Regions from separate parts of the Homo sapiens genome. Here region 1 is linked to region 2. Evidence: read pairs that join two places in POLR2A ChIA-PET (ENCODE). Cell type or tissue: Panc1. All regions are shown on one strand. Links, peaks and the distances in the headings refer to the core of each region. The heading gives the core; the rest is flanking DNA. Region 1 has its middle 33 kb from the start of ZNF41. Region 2 has its middle 36 kb from the start of SNORA11C.

Region 1 (4,396 bases), core at 229-4,228, 91 kb before region 2:
TCGAAGATCAAGAACACATGGGGTTTCACATCCTAATATATTCTGGATCAGAATTTGCTGTACAATGGATGGGTGGGGATACAAGTCCTGGAGGGCACTGGGGCAGCAGGGCTGAATGTCAGGGCAGCCTAGGGCATAGGGTGGAAATGTGAGCCAAAGAAAGCTGGAGGCAGGAGAGAAAATGACAAATGTCACTTCTTGGTCCCTTCAGTGACTTCCTCTCAGCCACCTCTCTAGCAACTGAATGCAGGGGTCTGACTTATCTCCCGCCTTGCTGCCAATAACAGGAAGTACTAGAGACAGAGGCCCAGACCCTCCCTCCCAGCTCCTTGATCAATGCCAGGCCCTGACTCATCCCTCCATTTATTCCGGTCACATTGACAAGCTGGAAGAGAAGGGACACGTCAGGTGCAGAGAACACAGGAAGAGAGGTCCTGACTGGGGAGGAGAGTGAGGGGAATCAAATGGGGGGAGCTTCTATTTCTCACCTCTACTCGCTCCATTTATTTTACTGCCACTTCTGCCCCATCCCCCAGGGAGCCCAGGTCCCCACGGTCCCCGGGCCAGGCAGGCAGGTGGGTTCTGGGGGGAAAAGGCGGCTCTCCCAGCACCTCTGTTATGAGATATGTCTCAGGCCTATGGTAGCTAGAGCTGTAAATCACTCTTCCTACCCTAGTCAGTTAGAAGGATGAAGACAGAGTTGTCTCCACATTGGGCCGGAAGATGCCAAGTCTTCATCCAGTGGTGCTGCCTGACAAATTTGTCCTCCTGCACCCATGTGGGGAGCACGTGGTCAGGGCTGAATGCAAATTCCTCACCATCCTGGGTCCAATATAACCAAGTGGAAGTGACTTTTAGCCTAGGCAGTGCCTGGAAGTGACTACAAAGTATATCACACACTTTGAAATTAAGTGTATATTTTATTTTTATTTTTATTTATTTATTTTTGAAACAGAGTCTTACTTTGTCATCCAGGCTGGAGTGCAGTGGCACCATCTTGGTTCACTGCAACCTCTGCTTTCTGGGCTCAAGCAATTCTCCTGCCTCAGCCTCCCAAGTAGCTGGGATTACAGGCGCCCGCCACCACGCCCAGCTGATTTTTGTATTTTTAGTAGAGATGGGGTTTCACCATGTTGGCCAGGCTGGTCTCGAACTCCTGGCCTTAAGTGATCTGTCCACCTCAACCTCCCAAAGTGGTGGAATTACAGGCATGAGCCACAGCGCCCAGCCTATTTTTATTTTATTTTTAAATAAATGCTATTGTGTATAGTTGAGGTTTGCAACATAATGTCATGGGATACGTACATGACTAGATACATGTAGATAGTACAATGATTACTATAGCGAAGCAGATTAGCATAGTATCTATCATCTCACAGTTACTTTCTGTGAGGAGAGCAGCTGAAATCCACTTATTTAGCAAAAATCCCTAATACAATTGTATCAACTTTAGTCCTCATGTTGTACATTGGCCTCCAGACTTGTTCATCGTAGGTATCTGCTATTTTGTATCCTCAGACCTTCATCTCCCCTCCAACCCCTACCCATTGTAACCATTTTTCAACCTCTGTCTCAGTTTATTTGAGCTCTTTTAATTTTTATTTATTTATTTATTTGAGACAAGGCCTTGCTCTGTTGCTCAGGATGGAGTGCAGTGGCACAATCACAGCTCACTGCAGCATTGACCTCCTGGGCTCAAGCGATCCTCCCGCCTCAGCCTCCTGAGTAGCTGGGACCACAGGTGCACGCTACCACACTCGGATAATTTTTTTAATTCTTTGTAGAGACAGGGTGTCACTATGTTACCCAGGCTGGCTTTGAACTCCTAGGCTCAAGTGATCCTTCCAGCTAGGCCTCCCAAAGTTCTGGGATTACAGGCATGAGCCATCATGCCCGCCCCCGCCTGTTTTTTGTTTGTTTGTTTGTTTTTGTTTTGTTTTGTTTTTAAGACAGGGTTTTACTCTGTCTCACAGTGAAACTGAGAGAGTAGAGGTGAGAAATGGAAGCTCCCCCAATTCAATTCCCCTCACTGTCCTCCCCAGTCAGGACCTCTCTTCCTGTGTTCTCCACACCTATGTGTCCTTTCTCCTTCATCTTGTCACTGTGACTGGAATAAATGGAGGGATGAGTCAGGGCCTGGCATTGACTAAGGTGCTAGTCAATGGCTGGGCCTCTGTCTCTAGTATTTCCTGTTGCTTGCGGAGGGGCAGGAGACAAGCCACAGAAAATAACAAGTGTTGGTGAGAATGTGGAGAAATTTGAACTCTGGTGCACTTTTGGTGGGACTGTAAAATTGTGCAACTGATAGGAAACAGTTTGGAGCTTCCTCAAAAAAATAAAAATAGATCTACAATATAATTCATCAATTTCACCTCTGAGCATATATCAAAAACATTGAAAGCCGAGTCTTGAAGAGATATTTGCACACTCATGTTCATAGCCGCAGTTTTTTTTCCCAGGCTGAAGTACAATAGCATGATCATGGCTCGTTGCAGCCTCAAACTCCCAGGCTCAAGCAATCCTCCAACCTCAGCTTCCCTAGTAGCTGGGACCACAGGCATGCACCAGTGCGCTTGACTAATTCTTTCATTTTTCATAGAGACTGAGTCTCGCTATGTTGCCCGGGCGGGTCTCAAACTCCTGGCCTCAAGCAATCCTCCTGCCTTGGTCTCCCAAACTACTAGGATTACAGGCATGAGCCAGTGCACCCAGCCTTATAGCAGCATTATCCACAATAGCCATGAGATGGAAGCAATGTCCATCAATGGATGAATAGATAAATAAAAAATGGTTTATCCATACAATGGAATATTCTTCAGCCTTAAAAAGGAGCTATTCTGATGCATGCTACAACATGGATCAACCTTGAGGACATTATGCTAAGTGAAATAAATCAGTCACAAAAAGATAAACACTGGACCGGGCCTGGGAGGCGGGCGGATCACCTAAGGTCAGGAGTTCGAGACCAGCCTGGCCAACATGGTGAAACCCTGTCTCTACTAAAAATATAAAAATTAGCCGGGCATGGTGGTGGGTGCCTGTAATCCCAGCTACTTGGGAGGCTGAGGCAGAAGAATCCCTTGAACCAGGGAGGTGGAGGTTGCAGTGAGCCGAGATTGCGCCACTGCACTGCAGCCTGGGCAACAGAGCAAGACTCCGTCTCAAAAAAATAAATAAATAAAAGGAAACATGATGTAATCAACTTATTTACACCTGCCCCATTACACCTGCCATAAATTGGAGAGCTGGATCATGCCATGTTTTGGCAGGGATGAGGGGACAGAGGAACTTCATGTCCAGTAGTTGAGAGCAGCTCAGACTCCAATAGTTGATCTGTTGGTTTACCTTTTCCTACTCATGCCTGCTCCTGATAAGCTGTGATTCTCTGTATTGCTGTCTTTCCACTTTTTCAGGGCATCAGTTTGCCCTGTGCCCTCAATTCTCTGACAAATCTGGGAAGAGTTGTTTTGTTTCCGTTTGTTCAGCTCTTTTTCTTGTGAGGATGGGAGTGACAACTTCCAAGCTACAAGATAGTGACTGGTGGGCTTCTGGGATATGGGTGCTCTAGGGGTCAGTGGTTAGAGGCCATATGACTGGTGCCTGTGGGGTAGCTTTTGTTCCATGTGGTCTGGGTGGGGCCTTAGTCTTATGAAATCTATGCTTCTTAGTGATTAAGTGTTTGTAATTAAGGGGTTTGGGGATGAAGTAAGTGAGTTTTGGGGGGACAGTAGATGGAAGTGATTATGGATCAGTGTTTGTTAATCAACACCAGATCCTGGGGTCAGTGTTGCTGAGCGTGTGAAGCAGTGATTAGGAGCCTTTGGAAGTCAGAAAACAGGGTGTTCTATGGAGGTGATTTATAGCGTGTGTACTGGGCCAGTGATTCACAGCCCAGAAATGTCAACGATTGCATCTCTAGGAGATAATTATTAAGAAATAGAATATATGACTCTTGAACATCTATAACAACTCCTTCGTGGTGGGTGGAGCAGACTGTGCATTGTAGGATGTTTAGCAGCATCTCTGGCTTCTACAAACTAGATGCTGATAGCACCTCATTGTGAAAATCAAAACAAACGTCTACAGATATTCCTGAATGTCCCGTGGGGGGCAAGACCACCCCCTGTTAAGACTCACTGCTAGACTCTCGGCTCAGCCTGGCATGGTGGCTCACACCTGTAATCTCAGCACTTTGGGAGACTGAGGCGGGCAGATCACCTGAGGTCAGGAGTTGGAGACCAGCCTGGCCAACATGGTGAAACCCCGTCTCTACTAAAAATACAAAAATTAGCCAGGTGTGGTGGTGCATGCCTGTAATCCCAGCTACTCGGGAGGCTGATGCAGGAGAATCACTTGAACCCAGGAGGTGGAGGTTGCAGTGAGCCAAGACCGCGCC
Region 2 (4,396 bases), core at 74-4,073:
GAAGTCTTATAAAGTTGATTTGGGTCTTTTACAAACATTTCCCATGTCTCTACTAACTTTGTGAGCATATGCAATAGGTACAATAACTTTTAATATCCTTGTCTGCTAATTTTAACATTTGTGTCAGCTCTGGGTCAGTTTATTGATTGATAGATTATTCTCAATTGTGTCCTGTTTTCTACTAGGAGGCTGAGGCGGGAGGATCACTTGAGTTCGGGAGGTCAAGGCTGCAGTGAGCTGTGATTACGCCACTGCACTCCAGCCTAGGTGACAGACTGAGACTGCATCTCAAAGGAAGGGAAGGGGGAAGGGGGACGGGGGAAGGGGAAAGGGGGAAGAGGGAAGAGGGAAGGGAGAAAGAACGAAAGAAAGAAAGAAAGAAACAAAGAAATTACAAATAAGAAATATGCCAGTGGGCGTTTATTAACAAGAGTTTTCAGTGGAAGTCATCTATGGGCGATATGTCAATGTGTTTATTTCTAAATGGGGAGATTTGTTAGGAGGGGTCATGAATGGGACATTTTGATAGATGTTTTTGAATGGGGTGATTTTTTTTTTCCGCAACAGGTTCATGAATGAAAGATTTGCCAATGGGTAGATATCTCTGAAAGGGGAGATTTGCCAGTCAGGGGGTCATCAATGGGGATATGTCGGTGGGATATTCATGAAAAGGAAAGGCTCAGAAGCGGCCACAGTAGGCAGAATTCTAAGAATGTGCCCCCATATCCCTCACCCCTGTATAAACTCCTTGATTGTAGGTAGAATCTGTGAATATGATGAGATCTCACTTGTGGTTATATTACATTATATAAAAAAGGGATCTTGCAGATATAACTAAGGTTGCTCATCAGTTGACCTTAAAATAGGGAGACTATTCAGATGAGCCTAATCTAAGCACATTAGCCCATCATAAAAGCAGAATTTTCTCCTGCTGGTGGCAGAAGAGGAAATCAGAGAGATTGGAAACATGAGAAGCATTTGACACGTCCTAGCTGGCTTCGAAGATGAAGAGGCCCACACGGTGAGAAATTCAGTCACCCTCTAGGAGCAGAAAACAGCCACTGGCTGACAGCCAGCGAGGAAATGGGGACATCAGTCCTACATACTGCAAGGAGCTGAAGTCTGCCAATAACCTGAACAAGGTTAAAAGTGGGTCCTTTCTGAGAACCTCCAGATAAGAGTCCAGCGTAGCAAATGCTTTGACCTTGGCCTTGTGAGACCATTAGGGAGAGAACCCAATACAACCTGCCAGGACTTCTGACCTACAGAACTGTGAGATAATAAATGGGTATTGTTTTAAGCTGCTAAGTTTGTGGTAATTTGTTATACATCAATAGAAAACTAATACAGCTGGTCAGGCAAGGTGGCTTATGCCTGTAATCCTAGCACTTTGGGAGGCCAAGGAGGGCGGATCACTTGAGGCCAGGAGTTTGAGACCAGCCTGGTCAACATGGCAAAACCCCATATCTACTAAAAATACAAAAATTAGCCAGGCGTGGTGGCGCACCTGTAATCCCAGCTACGGGGGAGGCTGAGACATGAGAATCGCTTGAACCTGGGAGGCAGAGGTGGCAGTGAGCTGAGATTGTGCCACCGCACTCCAGCCTGGGTGACAGAATGAGACTCTGTCTCAAAAAAAAAGAAGGAAGGAAAGAAAGAGAAAGAAAGAAGAAAGAAAGAAAGAGAGAAAAAAAGGAAGAAAAGAAAAGAAAGAAAAAGAAAAGGTAAGGAAAACTAATACAGTTAGTATTTGCCAGTTGGGTATTTGTAAAAGAGGACATATGTCACACTGAGGAGAGGGGGCTCTTTAAGAGAATTGTTTACCAAGGGCTTAGGGATTTGCAAGTTATCGTCTTGGCAATAGTTGGCAATAGTACAGATCTTTATTTATCTACTTTTTGTAGAGATGGGTATCTCCCTATTGCCCAGGCTGGTTTCCAACTCCTCGCCTCAAGCAATCTTCCCACCTTGGCCTCCCAAAGTGGTGGCATTAGACTGTGCCCAGCCCAGTAGAGATTTTTAAACCTGGAGATTTATCAAGTGAGGACTGCATACTGAGGAACTGTTATGGGTTGAATTGTGTCTCCCCAAAAGATGCATTGAAGTCCTAACCCCCAACACTTTAGAATGTGAAAACAGGCACATTATCATCGGGAGAAACTGTGCTCAGAAGTCTTTGAAATGTCGCTACTTGTCAGTGGGGAGATGTTCATACTAAAAATTAGCGTACAAGCATCATAATAAGAATGAAAACATTACAGGCCGGGCCTGGTGGCTCACGCCTGTAATCCCAGAATTTTGGGAGGCCAAAGCAGGCAGATCACTTGAGGCCAGGAGTCCAACACCAACGTGGACAACATGGCAAAACCCCATCTCTACTAAAAATACAAAAATTAGGCCAGGCGTGGTGGCTCACACCTGTAATCCCAACACTTTGGGAGGCTGAAGTGGGCGGATCACCTGAGGTCAGGAGTTCGAGACCAGCCTGACCAACATGGAGAAACCCCGTCTCTACTAAAAATACAAAATCAGCCAGGCGTGGTGGTGCATGCCTGTAATCCCAGCTACTTGGGAGGCTGAGGCAGGAGAATCACTTGAACCCAGGAGGCTGAGGTTGCAGTGAGCCGAGATTGCGCCATTGCACTCCAGCCTAGGCAACAAGAGCGAAACTCTGTCTCAAAAAATTAAAAAAAAAAATACAATAATTAGCCGGGCATGGTGGCGTATGCCTGTAATCCCAGCTACTCAGGAGGTGAAGGTTGCAGTGAGCCAAGATCGCGCTACTGCACTCCAGCCTGGACGACAGAGCCAGACTCTGTCTCAAAAAAAAAAAAAAAGAAAGAAAACATTACAAATGAACATATTATATTTGTGACATCTTTGGGAGAGATTCTCAAAATCATTGAGTTAAACTTGTCAGTGTGAATAAAATTATTGCTACAAATATCATAAGTTGCCATTACTAAAATGTATCACTACTAAGTCATAAATTAAATTATATTTGCCATTACTACTACTAATATAACTAATACAGAGAGCTGGATATGTGCCTAGCATTATTCTAAGCACTGTACATTTATGACTTCATTGTCCCTCAGATTTAGGCATTATTTTTATCCCCATTTTACAGATGCAGAAACTGAGGCATAGAGCGGTAAATATGATTTCCCCAGGGACACATAGCTAAGACAAGGCAGAAACAGAAATGTTTTTCCCTAAAGTTTTATGCAGGCACTAATTAAATTTTTTCTTTTCTTTTTTTTTTTTTTGAGACGGAGTCTCGCTCTGTCGCCAGGCTGGAGTACAGTGGCGTGATCTCGGCTCACTGCAACCTCCGCCTCCCGGGTTCAAGCGATTCTCCTGCCTCAGCCTCTTGAGTACCTGGGATTACAGGCATATGCCACCATGCCTGGCTAATTATTATATTTTTTTTTTTGAGATGGAGTTTCACCCGGCTAATTATGTACTTTTAGTAGAGACGGGGTTGCACCATGTTAGCCAGGATGGTCTCGATCTCTTGACCTCGTGATCCGCCCACCTTGGCCTCCCAAAGTGCTGGGATTACAGGCATGAGCCACCACGCCCTAAATTTTTTTCTTAATGAGGTGGGGTGTGGTGGCTCACACCTGTAATCCCAGCACTTTGGGAGGCCGAGGCAGATGGATCAACTGAGGTCAGGAGTTGGAGACCAGCCTAGCCAACATGGCGAAACCCCGTCTCTACTAAAAAAATACAAAAATTAGCAAGGAGTGGTGGCGTGTGCCTGTAATCCCAGCTACTAGGGAGGCTGAGACAGAATCACTTGAACCCAGGAGGCGGAGGTTGCAGTGGGCCGAGATCGCGCCTCTGCACTCCAGCCTGAGCGACAGAGCAAGACTTCATCCCAAAAATTAAAAATAAAAGTAAACAAATAAATAAATAAATTTTTTTCTTAAAGATAATATTACAAAGACTCAACTTTAAAAAATACTGACCTAGTTCAAATCTTTATTTTTATAATTTCCTATTTTTTAAACTTTATTGAGATGTAATTCACACACGTACAGTACAATTCATCCATTTAACATCACAATTAAATTAGCTTTAGTACATTCAGAGTTGTGCAACCATCACAATAGAATTTTAGAATATTTTCATCACCCCCAAGAGAAACCCAGTACCTGTGAGCAGTCACTCCATTTCTACCACCTACCCCCACCCGAGTCCTAGACAACCACTAATCTACTTTTTGTTTCCCCAGTTTTGCCTACTCTGGACATTTCATATAAATGGAATTATACAATATGTGGTCTTTCCCAACAGGCTTCTTCATTTAACATGTTTTCAAAATTCATCCACATTGGCAGAATGTATCAGCACCTCATTTCTTTTTATTACTGATTAATATTTCATTTTA

The links. Peaks named below come from ENCODE experiments on the same cell type or tissue, not always from the same donor. Only the 100,000 strongest peaks of a DNase experiment are listed, where the experiment ranks them.
Region 1: POLR2A ChIA-PET joins it to region 2 with 5 read pairs; 2 of 35 experiments call an interaction of 5 or more read pairs at or near these places.

The regions. Positions count from the first base shown.
Region 1 is chrX:47,514,241-47,518,636 of GRCh38, reverse strand. No RefSeq gene overlaps it. Among named protein-coding and RNA genes, the nearest start is that of ZNF41, 33 kb to the right of the region's middle. RefSeq lists a silencer at 2,061-2,261. In Panc1, for the core only: no CTCF peak of the experiment used is centred there; a DNase peak (open chromatin) is centred at 2,097.
Region 2 is chrX:47,422,940-47,427,335 of GRCh38, reverse strand. No RefSeq gene overlaps it. Among named protein-coding and RNA genes, the nearest start is that of SNORA11C, 36 kb to the right of the region's middle. In Panc1, for the core only: no CTCF peak of the experiment used is centred there; no DNase peak of the experiment used is centred there.